Linked DNA regions of Homo sapiens: region 2 is linked to region 1. Evidence: chromatin loops called from intact Hi-C (ENCODE). Cell type or tissue: endothelial cell of umbilical vein. All regions are shown on one strand. Links, peaks and the distances in the headings refer to the core of each region. The heading gives the core; the rest is flanking DNA. Region 1 has its middle 100 kb from the start of CNKSR3. Region 2 overlaps CNKSR3 (CNKSR family member 3).

Evidence for each region. Peaks named below come from ENCODE experiments on the same cell type or tissue, not always from the same donor. Only the 100,000 strongest peaks of a DNase experiment are listed, where the experiment ranks them.
Region 2: it touches region 1 in a loop (7-fold over the local background); 3 of 110 quality-filtered maps call a loop at or near these places.

What each region holds. Positions count from the first base shown.
Region 1 is chr6:154,608,990-154,618,039 of GRCh38, forward strand. No RefSeq gene overlaps it. Among named protein-coding and RNA genes, the nearest start is that of CNKSR3, 100 kb to the left of the region's middle. RefSeq lists enhancers at 6,373-6,879, 8,772-8,941. In endothelial cell of umbilical vein, for the core only: no CTCF peak of the experiment used is centred there; DNase peaks (open chromatin) are centred at 4,532, 5,342 and 5,802; H3K27ac peaks cover 2,039 bases.
Region 2 is chr6:154,429,474-154,438,523 of GRCh38, forward strand. It overlaps CNKSR3 (CNKSR family member 3), which reads right to left. Exons shown (of 13, transcript NM_173515.4): 5 at 3,993-4,034; 6 at 999-1,118. Among named protein-coding and RNA genes, the nearest start is that of CNKSR3, 77 kb to the right of the region's middle. In endothelial cell of umbilical vein, for the core only: no CTCF peak of the experiment used is centred there; DNase peaks (open chromatin) are centred at 3,518 and 4,518; H3K27ac peaks cover 1,421 bases.

The DNA.
Region 1 (9,050 bases), core at 4,008-6,507:
CCAAATAAGGAAAGCCTGAGAAACTGTCACAGCCAAAAGGAGCTTAAGAGGCACGATTAAGTGTAATGTGGGAACCTGGGACAGAAAAAGGACATCAGGGGAAAACTTATGAAATCTAAATAAAGTATGGACTTTAGCTAATATAATGGATATTGGTTTATTAACTGTGACAAATATGCATACTCATGTAAGATGTTAATAATAGGGAAAACCAGTTGAGGGTAAATGGGAATTCTCTGTACTTTCTTCTCAATTTTCCTGTGAATCTCAAATTGTTCTAAAAAATATAGACTTTTTTTTAGGTGGGGCGGGAGGTATGTGCTCTCTTCTGTCACCCAGGGTAGAGTGCAATGCCATGATCTCAACTCACTGCAACCTCTGCCTCCTGGGTTCAAGCAATCCTTTCATCTCAGCCTCCCAAGTAGCTGGGACTACAGGCGTGTGCCACCACACTCGGCTAAATTTTTTTTTTTCTAGTAGAGATGGGGTTTCACCATGTTGGCCAGGCTGGTCTTGGACTCCTGACCTCAAGTGATCTGCCCACCTCGACCTCCCAAAATACTGGGATTACAGGTGTGAGCTACTGGGCCCGGCCTAAAGACTTCCAATTTTTAAATCACTGGTAAACGGGTCAAGAGAAAAAGCAAGGGTTTTCTGTCGTAACCCATTGTAACCCATTGCCACAATATGTCCTTTTCCTCACCTATCCACCTGCAAATGCACCTTTCAAGGTTTTCTTAATAAGAAAGGGAAGAGAAGTCACTATGCTTTAACTTCACTAGCATCTTTCCCATCCTAATATCTGGGCAGTTTCTTCACACAAACCCTCAAGAAGGGACTATAGAGTAAGAAAACTAGAATGTGTGATGCATGGGGGCAGGGATCTTTGTCTGTTTTGTTCACTGGTGTTTCCCAAGTTCACAGAAAAGGTGTCTGACACATAGTAGATGATCAATAAATATCTGTAAAATTAAGTGAAAGCCATAAGTAAGAAATTAGCTTTTAAAAAGATATCTGTTGTATGAAATGTGGTCTAAAATGCTGTAACTGCACAATTATTAATGGTCCATTAAAAATACAGAAAATAAAAAATAAACAAACTGATTTTCAAAATAAATATATCAGAGCTCGTATACTCAAATCAGTGTAAGCCTTCCAAATTAGTACTCCTGGCAGGCACACACTTCATTCAACCCTGATGTTACTACTCTAGATAATTTTAGAATTGTTCACTTAAAATTTTTTAGCACTTACAGGATCAGATCCAGACATGTAAAATGAGACCTTCGTGATCGAGGCCTCCAACTGTTTCCTCTAAACCACTTTCCTCGAGACAAATGTCTTCTTGCTGGAAACCTTCCCCCTTCTACTCCCATTCCTCATCCATCTAAGAAATTCCAATTCCTCCATAAAATCCTATCTTCAGAGACACGTTCCCTGAAAACCCTTTTCTTACCGTCATATCACCACCTCCCTGAGAGAGAATTCATCATTTTTTGGTCCTGCATTTGTTCCCTATTTTTACCCTTATCATGATGAGCTGTGTCTACGTGTTTATCTCGTTGTTCTCTAGATTAGCCTGTGAGCTTCTCAAAGGCAGGAGTCTTGTATCATTCGTCTCCATATCCGCAGAGCTGCCTACAGAGCTGCTAGCTCAATAAGTGCCTGTTGAATTGAATGGGATAGAACAGAACTGTAATTAAGTCCAAAGTCATAAGACATATTCCTTTTCATAATCTCAGTGCTGGCAAATCTCAATGCTTTGAGGCTGGATATGTGACTGAAAAAGATCAAAGTCATTTAGTACCTACTTTGATGAACAAAGTGGGTAAAAATGCACTGAGCAATGCTATTTTATACAAGTCCAGAAATGTCTACCGCTAAGGAGATGAATGGTCTTATATGTCTCACCAGGAAAACAGGTTCAAAAATCAGTCTTAATATTGTATAACTAAATTCATACCTATTACAAAATGCTTACATATGTAGACAATAGAATCTGGTTATCGCAATAATTTGTTCAACCATGTATTCAATAAAGTTGTTTTTATTAAATGTAATAAGCCTAGCACTGTCTAGGTCTGAGGTATTGCAAGAATAAAAAGACAAGGTCCTGTCCCTAAGGAACTCACATTCAAGGGGTGGAAGAAGAGCTACACAGTTATCACACTAGTCAAACTATAGTAAGTGACAAATAAAGGTGTAAACACTATACTTTGGGACTATAGATTCTGGAATTTTTCATCTTAACTGGGAAGGTATAAGAAAGGATACTCATTGAATTGCTATCTTTGGCCAACCTCAGCTGCATATGTCTAGGGGATAGTGTAGATGATGTGTAGTGAAAGTTGAAACTGGAAAAAAAGAAGGTTTAGGCCAGACTGTGACAGCATCTCAGTGCTGATCTAAGGCATCATTCTGTGGGGAAAAAAAAAAAAAAACAAAAAAAAAACCACAAAAAACATGAAGCTGTTGGAAGTTTCTAAACTCATAGCAACTACCAGACCTGAGATTCAGGAAGATGACTCTGTTGTCAGTGTGGATGACACGTAGAGGATGATCAGAATAAAGGTGAGATCAGAGAAGCATGAGAAGAAGGAAGCCCAGTTATGGAAGGCATTCACGTAGGCCCACGATCCTAACAGTTTCTCTCACGAGCCCTTTACACTCTTAAAAACTACTGGGAACCCGGAGAGTTTTCACTGTTGTGGGTTATATCTATTTTTAATACATTATAAGTATAACTTGAGACAAATTTAAAACACAAGAATGCCTAAGGACACTTTCCATTAGCCATCAGAGATAGGACATCCCATGTCCTGTAGCTTCTAAAACACTCCACTTTCTACTTCTTAAAGAATGAAGGTAAACAAGGAAAATAACGTTTTACTATTACTATGAAAATATTTTCACATCACAGACCCCCTGAAAAGGTTTCAAGGATGCCAGGGATGTTGGGAACACTTTGAGAACCATTGATCTGGATATATGACTGAAAAAGACCAAAAGCCATTTGGTACATACTTTGATGAACAAAGTGGGTAAAACTGTGCTGAGCAATGCTATTTTATGCAAACCCAGAAATGTCTACAAATAAGGAGATTAATGGCTTTATATGTCTCATCAGGTAACCAAATTCCCGTTAGACAATAGGCCCAAAGCAGAGATAGAAGAGAAGAAAAAATAACCAATCAATTACACTTCAGAGGTAACCTTGGTAGGAACTGGTGACAGATTGAATTAGTGTGGGGTTGGATGGGGTGGTTTGGGAGCAGATGAAGGAAGAAAGAAGAGCTAAAAATAGCTCTCAGAGTTTTATTTCGGGGAACTGTGCGATTTTTTGCCCCAGCTTCTCCAATATTTACATATGTAAATATTTAATAAAATTAAAATTTGCGTATGCTTACATAATACTTTTAAACTGCGGCTTGGTTGTTTGGTCTTCTTATTGAGATTCTTAAGCAACCCCATGGTATTCTACCCAGAAATTTTCTTCCTCCTACCAGCAAAGTACCAAGGATAGTAAGGACTTGGTATAAATGGTTGATGAATGAATGAGCACCAACCTAGATACATATAATACATAATTTTCCGAGCCCTCAGATGAAAAATATAAATGTGCAAACTTCTACTCTTAAACAATGAATCACCTTTTAAGTATGTATTGAAATTATTTTCATAAGGGGGCACCCCTCACCCTCCAGTCCAAGAACAATAGTACTAAACCCACTTTAAGAAACACCCATCACTTAACTGTGCCTTTTTTGAAGTAGGGTGTGTCCATTTAATTAGTTTTAATTTAAAGACCAATTAACAAGGTTTCAACATAGAACAACATAATAAAAATCGATTTTTTTATTTCCTGAACTACTGAATCATCTCTGATGATTCTGACTGGATCTGAATTTATTTGTACAATACAATTTTATTCCAAAGTGTTTACGAAAACCACATTTTAGTTCTTTCCCTACTTGGTTCCACACCCTTCTGTGTTTTAGCCCATTAACCTCAATAAACCTGCTCAGTTTGCCATTTGATTTCAGTCAGATGCCTTATTCCATTTTTTCTGTCCTGCAACCATAATGTGACGACAATCTGGGTACAATTGCAGAATCCCACGCTACGCCACAGGACATGGTGTGGCCATTCACGTGCCTTAACAGTTCAGAAACATTTGCTCAGAACATGAAGAGCCAGGATGAGACCTTAGCCCATGTTCAACGACGTGCCTTCTCCAACCCTCCATGTGGCGGATCCTGCAGTGTCAGAGAGGGCTTGTCATTTCCTGATCACCTTGTGCACGTCATGCTTTTGTGCTTTTCCTCATGCTCTTCCCTTCATCTGGTTTGTTTTTCCCTCCTTCCTCTTTCCTTCTTTCAAGGTACAGTTCAAATGACGCTTGCTATGGGAAGTCTTCTCCGGTGCCTCTGGCCTGGTTTAGCCACTCACTTCCCATAGCTCCTGCTCACAGCTCTTAGGAGTTTCACAGTCCTTTAGCTCATGACTCATTAGGCTGTGGGCTGCTTTTAGCCATAACGTCATATGTGTAATCAGCCCTTCATAATTATTGCTTCAATGGAATTGACACCCAACCAGATAGTAGGAGAGATAAGCTCAAACCTCCTGACTCAGCACATGTGCACAAGTTTCCCAAATCCCTAGTCCACATTAGATCTTTTTCCTTGTCAATAAGAAAAAGCTTCTCTTAAGAATTATTAAACTTCCAATTCACCTTCTCAGAGTGGATAATAAGAAAGCTTTTATGGTGGGGTGGCAGGGTGGGGAATAGATATGAGATCCACAACAATGAGTGGGGTATGTAGGTGTCTCCAAATACTTCCTACTTGGCATAGGTCTAGCCCTTTATCCAAGCACACTAACTTACTTTGTGAACAAATGCTATGAGATCTATCACAGTCCCAGGAATATAGTGTGTCTGAACTCATCTCTGAGCCTTTGCTTACTTTACTCCCTCAATCCGGACTGTCCGTCAGCCATTCCTTCACTTCTCCCTTTAAGACCAAGTTCATATGGCTTTCCTTCCAGCTTCCTCAACCAGAATCAGAAATGTTAGCACTGGAACTTCTACTCTATTGCTCACACCCTTAATTACCAAATGAGGGACTGAGGCCAGTGAAGTTAGGTGACTTGTCTAGGACCACATAGCTGCCCTGGAATTCAAATCGAGTGGCTTGCAATCCTACCTTCTTTTAATCATATCCACTTCAATCTTGACTCACTTTGTTTCTCTCAACTCAATATCTGGATAGAGTTGTTTCATGTGGATAGATGTGTCATTTCCACCATTTGGTAAAACATCCGGGCACAGGATTATGGGTGGATATGATGCAGTGAAAGACACATGGCATCTGGAGTTAAACAAACCCAGACTCAAGAGCATCCCACGGTCTAACTGTGTGACCTCGGGAGAGTTATGCAAACTTCTGAGCCTCTATTTCCTCATCAGTAAAATAGTAAAACACAAGTGGGGCCAGTGAAGTGCCAGGAGGTTGGACAAGCTATCAGAACCTCAAAACGACGTGCTGCGTGGACAAGGGCACGTGTCTCACACTCACTGGCCTAGAGTGGGGTGGCCATATCTGCATGGTCCCCTTTCAGTTCTAAACAGTTCCTTGACTCAGGGATTCAGGGTAGTGTCTACTAAAGTAAAACACCAGCTTGTTTTCAAGAAGGGAAATGTTGATGCTGCCTCTGCATAGAGTCATAGGGAAGAACAACAGATAGCCTGCCAAAGATATGGTCCAAAACATAAAAATAAAACATGTCAGCTCACTGCCAAAGTGACTTCAAAATAGTCAGGATCTTAAGTAGTTCAAAACCCTAAAGACTGATCTTGTGGTCAAGGGCATCAACCTCACAGTGCCGCTGTTTCAGTCCTCTTCCCCTGACCGAGGGCCACGTTTCCTCTTGACCAGATGTGATATCCTATGACCCTTACCTCTGTGTCCCTACGCATGGAATTTTATTTTTAATCATTTGAAAGCAGAGTAAGCACAAAGCCTGCTCACTGAACCCTGGGTCAGACCATGTCATATATCTACTTTAAAAAAAAAAAAGTACTCTCTTTTATTAAAAAATAGAAAAGGAAGCCCTAAGAATGTTGTATGTTTTCTGTGTTTATATTCACATTGTGAAATGGGTAAAATAATACTAAACCCTTAATGGTGGTAACCTCAGGAGGGTGTGTAGAGATGAAATGATTGTCTTTCTTTACCTCTTAGAACTCTGAATGATACCAATGAGCATGCAGTTGTTCTGGTATTTTATCAAATAAATCAAATCATTACTTTTTAAAAAGAAAAAAAAATTTTCCTTTCAGTTGCTAATAAAACAGATATTGGTTGCTGGGAATTTTTTTTTTATCTTCAACTAGACTCCACTTCCCCCAGAAAGGTACCAAAAGCAGTTTAGGAGAAGATGGACAACTTGATCTCAGGTTTACTAAATTAGCAATAAACTTCAACTTCTCAAAAGTCTATGGTAAGAGTATTCAAGTCCCCTTTGCTTCTTGATTTTTAAACACAGTTATGTGCAGATTCACTTTTCCCAATCAATAAACAACGTCTCTTTATTACCTAAACTGGATAATTCCAGAAGTCAACAGGCAGCCAAATGGCAGTTTCTCATTTCTTTGAGATCACTGCTGATTGCTCCCTCTCCGGCTTCCTTGGAGCCTGTTGTGGACACTGTTGGCGTCTTGCCCAGTTCCTTCACCAGGCAGTGCCTCCACCCCACTGCTGTGGTGAGTGGCGGCTGCTGGTGGCTCACAGCTGCCTCCTTCTCGGAAGAACCGTGCTCAGCTCCTGGGAGGTTGCTGCCTCCAGGAGGTGATGTGCCTCCGGCAAGGCCCTGGCGGAGCTGCAGAGCACAACCCCCCTGCTGGATGGGGGCCACGTATGGGGCGCCCCGCACGTTGCAGAGCCACCCTTGGGCTTCCGCAAAAGCCGCGTCTTTGCTTCTTCTCTTGCTGTTTCCTCACTTCGGTAGAGGCTTCTCTCTCAATAAATCACTTACATGAGATAAGTAAATCACTCTCTTCAGGCCTAAAACAGCTGGGCTTTTGGTTACCCTAATGAGGAGCATTTTCATATAAAGTTATAGTTGATTAAAACTTAAATTCTTTAAAACTTAAAAATTAATATGGAAAAAAAATAGCTCACTATCCATCCCACCTTAGCCTCCAGTTCACGTGTGAGGAAATCTAAAATGTTCTTCAGATTCACAGCAACATCCAAGCTCCAAAGGCAGAGAAATAAGGATAAAATGCAATTATTATGCCTGGCCTACATAGTGGGTATTTAATAAACATTTCACAACTAAAAAAATTTTTGCCAAAATTTACTTGATTGGAAATAATGCCCAATTCAAGAATCAAAATGGCTGATTGTTGAATGTTTAAAAATGTTTTTGTGACTTTTACATAATTTTTTTGGAACCCAGAATACCCACTTAACATGTAGGAGTAACATATAGGTTTACGGAATAGGAAGAAAGGAGCTTGGGCCACAGTCCAGTCTTCAACTAGCCACCGTCAATTCCAACACAACTCCATCTCCATAATCCTGTACTGTGGCCCACAGGAAAGAGTGGAGCCTTACTGGGTACCAAAAGAATACTTTGCCTCTCTGAATGCACCTGGAGGGCAAGATTAACATTTGTATAAAATAATAATGACAGACGGGTGTGGTGGCTCATGCCTGTAATCCCAGCACTTTGGGAGGCCGAAGCGAGCGGATCACCTGAGGTCAGGAGTTCAAGACCAGCCTGGCCAACATGGCAAAACCCCATCTCTACTAAAATTACAAAATTTTAGAATACAAAAAATTACAAAATTTTAAAATACAAAAATTAGCCGGGCGTGGTGGTACATGTCTGTATTCTCAGCTACTCAGGAAGCTGAGGCAGGAGAATCACTTGAACCCAAGAGGCAGAGGTTGCAGTGAGCTGAGATCATGCCACTGCACTCCAGCTTGGGGGACAGAGTGAGACTTTGTCTCGAGAAAAAAAAAAAAGAAAGAAAGAAATAATAATGACAATACTACACAAAAATATATTGACATTTTAATTGACCTTTTGGGAGTCTAGTTGATAGATCAATAGATTAATAAAGTAAAATGAGAAATAAAGGGAAAATATTGGCATGTTGTTCGATTATTCAAATAGAATCTATTTTTTATTCATGGGATAAGTTGGAATTTTCCTTTTGTCAGGAGAATCTATTCTATAGCACAATCTTGATCTAGAATAATGACATACAAATAGACTTTTAGGATAGAAAACCAAATGATATCCTTACCAACTGTGGATTCAAAACCAAAAGGAAAATATATTGCATCACTTTTCTTGAAGAATGCAAGCAAAGGATAGGCATGTAGTTTAATCATCTCTGCAATGTATTAAGAGGTTAATCCTGTTTTAAGTAATCTATGAACTCTAACCATAAAACACACCATATTTAAAAATAAATATCCATGACTAGAGCATCTAAAGAGCATGTCTCCATTTAAAGAGGTCAGTCCCGGAGAACATCCGCTTTTTCCAGTGAGCTTTCCATTGTTTAAAAATGTAGGAGAGCTTCTTTTAGAATTACCTTCACAGACCACAGCATATTCTTTTGAAATTTTTCAGTGGTGAAAAATCCTTACTCTTTGAGGTTGGCCTCGACCTTCAAAAACAGCCAACACCTATTTTCAGACAAGTCTGAGGAAAACGGAATGATAGGGTTGGATAGTTAAGGCAATGACACATGTGAGGTAATTTACAAAAATACTCAAGCATAGAGAAGTTAAAACAAAGATGGCCGCTATATCCTGCCTTTCACATCCTGGCCCAGTTGTCTATCTCTGAGCATCTCTATATTGGTTTTTTTTCAGCTGGACAGTAAACTCTATTGAGTTTTCATTGTATCCCTGAAGTTCAGAGCTCAGAACTAAATCAAATAACATGATAATAATACAACTGTAATCGCTCTTGGCGGTATTAGCTTGAGGTTTGTCTCCTTGTAGCCTATGTGCTTATCAATTACATTG
Region 2 (9,050 bases), core at 2,425-4,924, 180 kb before region 1:
AGGACATTTATCTGCTTAAATATGTGACTATAAACCTACCTCCAGGAAGTCCTCCCTGTTTAAACTTAATCTGATATAATCCATCATTTGCTTTGAAGCCAAGCAGTACCAATATGCATTTTTCTGCTCACTAAGAATGTGGGCCTGTCAACAATTGGTTGATTTTTGTTTTTTCTAAGAGCAGAGACTGCCTTAACAGCTCCTGACAGCTACCTATACATTAGATACTTTCCCCCTCCCCCGTCTCCTCCTCCTCCTTCTCCTCAACATCATCAATACCAGCAACTGTAGCTGCAGCCACATTAATGCACACGTACTATATGCTTGGTGCCTGGTACTTGGCATTCACAATCTAATACAATACTTTCAACAACCCTCTGAGGAAACTGACATGTAAAGAGGTTAAGTCCCTCAAGAGCCGGGATTTAAACCCAGCTCTCTCTGACTCAAAGCCTCTAAGCTAATTAATGGGCTTCACAGCTTCTTCACGAAAATTTCAGCAAATTAATCCCATAAGATGCACGCTAGGTACTAGGAGATCACTTGTATGTAGTCCCACAGCCTGTTATGATATAGCTCATATATTACTTATGAAACATTTCTAAACCCTTCTTAAGAATCACTGCCTTCAGCCAGTCCCTTCTCACATTCATCCTAAGTGCTAATACTTTCAGAGCAGATGTTATTTTTGTACCCAGAGACCATCTTTCCTTTGTGTAAGTGTTTTATATTTCCTTGCATTGCTAAGTCCTAAAAATAAAGTGTTATCTTCAAAATACGAGTATACAGTTTTTAAACTGTATTTATTTTTATACTTTGTGGATAGAAAACATATCAACAGGATTCAAGATAGCACATTCCTAATTACATAATGGAAGGCAGTCTAAATTAATTCTGCTTTTCAGAATTATAGTGAAAGCAATAAGGAATTTTTTTAAAAATTTAGTAAATGATGATGTATGTTATCTGAAAATAAAACAAGTGTTATTAGAACTTACCAGGCCTTCCCCAGGTTTAATGTTTGGTAAGTGAACTTCCTCCAGACATGCACACTGGCTCATCACAGGATCTGTGGTAGATCGGATTGTTTTGTCACAGATGCCATTTAAAACCTTGACCTAGAATTGGAGAAGCAAATAGTCAGGAAAGTTCAATCATTAACCAAGTTTATCTCAAGCTGATTTTTAGAGAAATGCATTTCACCTATAATTGTTAGTTCTGGTTGGCAATCATTTTGATAATTCTGCTCAGTGAATGCATGGCATTTAGACTCCATGTTTACCATCTGTGGGAATAGTGCCACTATTTCAGCTTTGTTTAGAAAAGGCAGCTTTTATATTAGCTCCTTTATGGCCACTGAAGAGCACAGGCCAGGCAGAAATCCCCTTTCAGCAATGAAGTGGAATCATCTCTCCCCAACCACCTACCTGACTTTTCAATGATTGCTCACAGTCTCTGAATACCAAATATTGACAAGGTAAAAAAAAAAAAAAATTGTTTTGAGACTAAGCCATTTTTTCAATGGACTTTACTTTTTTAAGCTGTTTCACGTTTATAAAAAAAAAAAATTGAACAAAAAGTACATTGAGTTCCCATATATCCCCTCCACCACCAGCCTCCATTCCCAGTTTCCTCTATTATTAACATCTTGTACTAGGTGTGGTGCATTTGTTATAAATGACAAACTAGGACGGGCACAGTGGCTCATGCCTGTAATCCCAGCACTTTGGGAGGCTGAGGTAGGGGGATCACCTGAAGTCAGGAGTTCAAGACCAGCCTGACCAATATGGCAAAACTCCATCTCTACTAAAAATACAAAAATTAGACGGGCATGGTGGCGTGTGCCTGTAACCCCAGCTACTCGGGAGGCTGAGGCTGCAGAATTGCTTGAACCTCAGAGGCAGAGGTTGCAGTAAGCCGAGTCGCACCACTGCACTCTAGCCTGGGTAACAGAGCGAGACTCTGTCAAAAAAAAAAAAAAAAAAAAAGCCACCAAAAACAAATTATGAACTAATATTGAGACACTATTATCAACTAACATCTATAATTTATATTAGGGTTCACTTTTTGTGGTGTACATTCTATGAGTTCTGACAAATGCCTAATGTCACGTATCCTTCATTACAGTATCATATAGGATAGTTTCAGTGTCCTAAATATCCCCTGTATGCAACCTAATTATCCACCACCCCATCCCTCACCATGAACCCCTGGCAAACATAGATCTTTTTACTGTCTCTGTGGTTTTGATTTTCTAGAAAGTCAAATAGTCAGAATTATGCAGCATGTAGTCTTTTCAGACTGCCTTATTTCAATTAACAACATACTTGTAAGTTTCCTCCATATCTTTTCATGACTTGATAGCTTATTTCTTTTTTATTGCTGAATAATATTCTATTTTATAGATGTACAACAGTTTGTTTATCCATTCATCTATTGAGAGACATTAAGGTTGCTTCCAACTTTTTTGGCAATTTTGAGTAAATCTGCTATAAACATCCTGTGCACATTTTTTGATGTAAATTTTCAACTCCTTTGGGTAAATATGTAGGAGCACAACTGTTGGATCATATGGTAAGAATATGTTTAGTTTTGTAAGAAACTTCCAAATTGTCCTCCAAACTGCCTGCACCATTTTGCATTTCCACCAGCAATTAACGAGCGTTCCTGTTGCTCCACAACCTCAGCAGCGTTTGGTGTTGTCAGTGTTTCATATTTTAGCCTATATAATAGGTATATGGCGGTATCTCATTGTTGTTTTAATTTACAATTCCCTAATACAAATGACATTGAACATCTCTTCATAGGCTTATTTGCCATTTGTATGTATTCTTTGGTGAAGTACCTGTTCAGATCTTTTGTCTCCTTTTTAATTGGGTTGTTTGTCTTCTTATTCTTGTTTTTTGTATATTTTGTTCTTGTTCTTTGTATATTTTGGATACAAGTCCTTTATCTGATAGGTGTTTTGAAAATATATATCCTCCCAGTCTGTGGCTTGTCTTTTCATTCTCTTAACAGTGCATTTCACATAGCAGTTTTTAATTTTAATGAAGTCTACCTTATCAATTTTTCTTTCATGAATTATGCTTTTGGTGTTCTATCTGAAAACTCATTGCAAAACACAGTCACCCAAATTTTCCCCTATGTTATCTTTTAGATGGTTTATAGTTTTGCATTTTACATTTAGGTCTATCATCTTTTTAGTGATCACTCACATTCTTTGAATGCCAAACACTGACAAGGTAAAACTAAAGAGACAATGAGAGGATCCCTATTAAGTGGTCTCCTTATAGAAGTCACAGTGGCTACGTGTGGTATTTCCCCAATCAGACTCATCTAACCTTTCAAAATTAAACAACCAAAGAAATCAGGAAATTCCAAAGAGTGATTTTTCTTTCCAAGGGGGAGAATCCAAGAAGTGATACTTTTTACATTCCTCCAATTTGTTTGGCCTCCCTATTTATGGAAAATATATTTATAGCAGTTTCATTGCTAAATTCCTCAACATCAGTAGGAGGAAGGCCTTATCAAAAGAGCACAGGCTGGCGTATGTCAAAAGGAGGAAGTGATGATGAATAGTTACAAAATGCTCCTTAAACAGTTACAGCACATCCCCCCTCCATCATAAGGTTTTTGCCAAGAATTTTTTTCTTAAATCAAAATGGTCCTAAAGTGAAATTTGCACATCAGTTCAATCCTGACTAGCAGGCTAGCTAGCAATATACATATAACTGTATCCTGATAAAATGTTCAGAAAAAAAAATAAAACAGAGACTCGATGTAGTTAATTTAAGCACAGGAATTTTCACAGTAGTTGGTCTTGTTAAATAACTTTTATGCTTTCTCTTCCACCTAAATTTAAAAACTCATGTCCCAAAAGCCAATATTTCAAAGTATCTCCTGAAGTAATTAGCCACAGGGCATTTACTTAATGTGATTCCCACTGCCTTTGGAAAATGAATTTTACAATAACTTTTAGAATGTATACTTACCACAGTTAAAACTTTATCCTCCATTTCCGCTACAAAGCAATCCTAAAGAAGGGGATGGAGAAAATGAATACTAAGTACAAGAGTTAAAAACGTTCAGAACTGTTGGCCTAGCTTTCTAGACATTTTCTGCAGCTCAAGACGGTCCCTGACACACCCGTCAGCCTGCACAGTCCTGCAGGACTGGGATGGGAATGAGAGGGCAGAGTGGGAACAGAGCTGACGTTTGCACCTTCCGAAGGTCCTGCTCTCCCCTGACCTAAGGAGTTCTCATCCAAGGAACCCACTTGGCCAATTACTTAATTTGAAAACTTACAAAAATAACTGAACTGAAATCCACCTACTCTCCAGACTGTCCAGAGAGTAGTAAGTCAGAAGTCCAAGTCAAGAAACCTGACGACGGCTCCCAATGTGCCCCCAGGAACAGACAGCAGTGGGCCAACAAGCTGGCAGTCTTTAGCTCTGGGCCTGCCTATAAGAATAGCTTTCAAATAAGGGCTTGAGTAAACTCAGCCACAAAAGTTTATTTTAAGCACCACTGAGATTAAATCAGATATTTCAGTCCTTGATAGATGAAAAGGGTTCAACAAAACATTCATTAACACACTGACAAAAAAGTGGTCTTGAGGTATGCTATTGATGACATGAAATAAAGGGCTGGAATGCAAAGCATTATTTATTCAGCTTAAGAACAAAAGGCTTGGAACACTGTATGAACTGGGTTAGCTGATTATAGGAATCACCATTGTCTTGTCTAAAAGCTGCCAAAGTGAAATTGCCAATGTGAAACTTTCACAGTTAACCTTCTAGAACTCATCTGTAGCAAAGGATTTCAACCTATACTGCAGAATGCATGCAGAAAAAAAAAATCGATACAACTAGATTCTATAGAGTTTATTCAGCCCTATTAACTATAATCCCAAGTTAGGACAATCTTAAAGATAATGCTAATTTCTTTTATGTACATGACAAAATGTTAATCAACTGTGTTGGAATTGTCAGGTGAAGATTTTTCACGTCAATCAAAAAGTCATTTTTAGGTCATTTTTTACTACTTCTGAAGGAGGAAGATGCCTGTCAGTTTCTACTCTATATGATTTAATAATCAGACTTTTATTGTCTTCTTACATTTGTTTAAAATTTTTTCTACTAAATAAAAATGTAGGAAACAATAATAATGACTGCTCCTAAAATTTATACTGACTCTCAGGAAAAGAGCAGCCTAGAGAGAAAAGACTTAAAAAAAATAAATTTAGAAATGTATTTTTACATGTGTGAATTTGATATTATCTTAAACTACAGGAGCGGCTTCTGTAAACAGGAATAATTATAGCTCCAAATGTGCTTTTCCAATTCTATCTTGTAGATAAAACTAAACTGTCAACTACCATTATGGCTCATCCCCTATTAATACTGTCTGGCAGACTTGTTAAACACATTTCAACCTTAGAAACACAGTATACATATGTGATCGTGTGCTAGAAATAAAACTAATACTTTATCTTTGTGTCTATAATCTTTCACTACAAATTCCTTTTTTTTTTTTTTTTTAGACAAGGTCTCACTCTCTCGCCCAAGTAGGAATGCAATGGTGCAATCTCAGCTCACCGGCAGCCTTGACCTCCTGGGCTCAAGTGATCCTCCCGCCTCAGCCTCCCAAGCAACTGGGACCACAGGTGCACACCACCACACCTGGCTAATTTTTGTATTCTTTGTAGAGACGGGGTTTCACCATGTTGCCCAGGCTGAACTTGAATTCTAGACTCAAGCCATCCACCTGCCTCAGCCTCCCAAAATGCTAGGGTTACAGGCATTGGTCACCACACCCGGCCCACAAATCTCTAAATTAATACAAGCACTGTCACTTCAGGGAGACCATCACCTAGAGGCAGAGACCAACTCTCAATACACCAGAGCCCAAGAACAAGGTAGACTTGTGACTGCAAGGTTCCTACAACTTGATTCCTTGAGGGATCCAAGAGGCCACCAAGAATATCGGTTCCCTGCAGTGGTGACTGCGGTGGTGATGGAGACAGCAACACAAGGAGCTTCCCGCCTCCCAAATTGTTCCAGTTGGCGTGTGAAAGGACTCCCTCTCACCTCCCGCCACTGTGAACGTGGTTCCCACACCCATTCCTGCCGAGAGGAAGCAGCTGCAGGCATGACTTCACATTGTTTTTTGGCATGAAGGCAATGGAATGGAAAAATGAGTGCAAAACCAAGTCACCGACCCTCCCAGGCTGGACAGTGAGCTGAGCTTCTCACAGCCCTGGGTCACCTGGCAGCAGAGGCCCAGCCTGGGTGGCACTCAGCACCCCCCTGCCTCTCCTCCTATTCTGCCTTCTCAGGAACTGAGCAGTCTTGTGCAGTAGGTTTAACTTCTCTGAGCCTTAGTTTCCTTCTTTCTAAAATGGGGTGATAACAAAGCCTACCTCTGAGATTTGCTGAGAATTCGGTGTGATGGCACGCGTCAAGTGTGAATGCACACCTGCTGAGAATTCGGTGTGATGGCACGCGTCAAGCGTGGATGCACACCTGAGAATTTGGTGTGATGGCACGCGTCAAGCGTGGATGCACAATGGCATGTGTCAAGCGTGGATGCACACCTGCTGAGAATTCGGTGTGATGGCATGTGTCAAGTGTGGATAGACACCTGAGACACAGTCAGCACTCAGCAGCAGTCTTTTCCTCTTCTGCTTCCATGGCTTGCTTTCTTCTCGTGTATGTGACACAGGGTCTCACTGTGTCACCCAGGCTGCAGTGCAGTGGCATGAACATGGCTCACTGCAGCCTCCGCTTCCCAAGCTCAAGCAATCCTCCCACCTCAGCCTCCCAAGTAGCTGGGACTACAGGCACACACCACCACGCTTGGCTAACTCCTTAATTTTTTTTTTTAATATAGAGGTCTCACTATATTGCCCAGGCAGGTCTCAAGCAATCCTCCCAACTTGGCCTCCCAAAGTGCTGGGATTAAAGGCCTGAGCCATTGAGCCTGGCAGGCTTGTTTTCTTTCCATTCAGTTTTCTCAAGGACAAATATTGCTCATTTTCCTAATTCTTTTTTTTGTTGTTGTTAAGATACTATCTTGTTATGTTGCCCAGGCTGGTCTCAAACTCCTGGGCTCAAGAGATCTTCCCATCTCAGCCTCTAGTAGCTGGGCCTCCAGGTGTGCACCAACACATCTGGCGTCATTTTCCTATTTCTTTCCAGACTGAAACTCAGCACCTGCCAGGGCCATTGTGTCTCTCTTGCCGTCTCTATTTCAGTTTTCATGGCATCCGACATGAGGAGACTACACTGGAAATACAGATCTCAATCCCTTCCCACCTTGGGGTCCTTCATCTCAAATTACAGCCTCAACACTGAACGGGAAGATCTATCCTTGTACTTGGTGTAGGACTACAGCTGAAAAAATGTTAAGAAATGAAGAAATTTCTTAAAAGAAATGTGCAGTTTCCTTGCAGGAGAAAAGAAGCAGCAATATGTATCCTTCAAATTAGAGGACTCATAAATTATTATTGGAAGGAAGGATGCAGAGATGGATGGAAGGAAGGATGTCACCACAAGAAGAAGAAGGGGGGACGGCAAGATGTAGAAGAGAGATGGGACAAGCAAATGTCTCTTCACAGACAAGGACACCAAGAATAAAGGCTCAGACAGAACATGTTCTTTGTCACTGGAAAGAGATACAACTTTTATTCCTCCAATTCCCCAGTTAAAAGGAATAAATGGCAAAGACAGATGTCTTCCCAAAGAGTCAACAGATCTTCTGTCAAGCAGCTGCAAGAGAATGTGAAGTCCCCTGGCACGTTCAATCTCATTGCTACCATCACAACGCACATGGGGTAAGCCACACTCAACTCATTTATCAAGTTTGTAATTTCTAATTTGTATGTATCTGAGCGCACAGATGCACAAATATCACCATTTGGCAAAGCACCTATGTTCTTTTTTTTTTTTTTTTTTTTTGAGATGGAGTTTCAGTCTTTCACCCACGCTGGAGTGAAGTGGCGCGATCTTGGCTGACTGCAACCTCCGCCTCCCAGGTTCAAGTGATTCTCCTGCCTTAGCCTCCCAAGTAGCTGGGATATATAGGTGTCCGCCACCATGCCCTGGGTGATTTTTGTATTTTTAGTACAGATGGGGTTTCGCCATGTTTGCCAGACTAGTCTCGAACTCCTGACCTCAGGTGATCTACCCGCCCTGGCCTCCCAAAGTTCAGGGATTATAGGCGTGAGCCACCTCTCCCAGCTATGTTCTTCAATTACTACAGAACATGCGCTTGTCAAGAGCACTTGTCAAGAAACATATTTTTCAATCTAAGTTCAGAAAATGATATCCTGATATATATTTACATATCAGTCTTACTCCTTCAAAACTGTTCAAATTTAAAACAAAAAAATACCAGAGAATAAGGGCAGTATATTTGTCCAGTTCTTCTCTTTAAACTATCAAATTTGATTCCAGAAAACAAGTACAAGGCAAGATTTTTGTATTTCCTACCACAGTCTACTCCTTCTGAAGCAGGCACTGTGCTTTTCACATGTTGTATCTCGATCTCCTGACCTCGTGATCCACCCGCCTCGGCCTCCCAAAGTTCTGGTATTACAGGCATGAGCCACCGCACCTGGCCCACATGTTATATCTCATTTAATCTTCATAACAATCTTTTGGAGTAGGTATTATTTTTTAAGTATTTTATATTATTTATCTGTATCTAATTTTACATAAATGTGGTCATATACATGATTTTTATAAATAAAATTTTTTGTTCTCTTTTTTTGCCTTGGCTCCTACATTCCCTCCCTCTCTCTCCCCCTGCCAGAGTAAACACAACTTTTTTTCTAAATTATCCACTGTATTTACATATTACTTCGTATACAAGTTTGTATAGGATGATGCGTGTTTTATATATACACACACAAACACACACACACACATGCATTTTAGGTATTTATGGTAACCATTTATCTTCATACCACACTTTTTTTTTGCCTTTTTTCTTTTTTAACTCAACATTAACTTGTAGAAATCCCACCAAATTATCTGGTAAGGTAAATA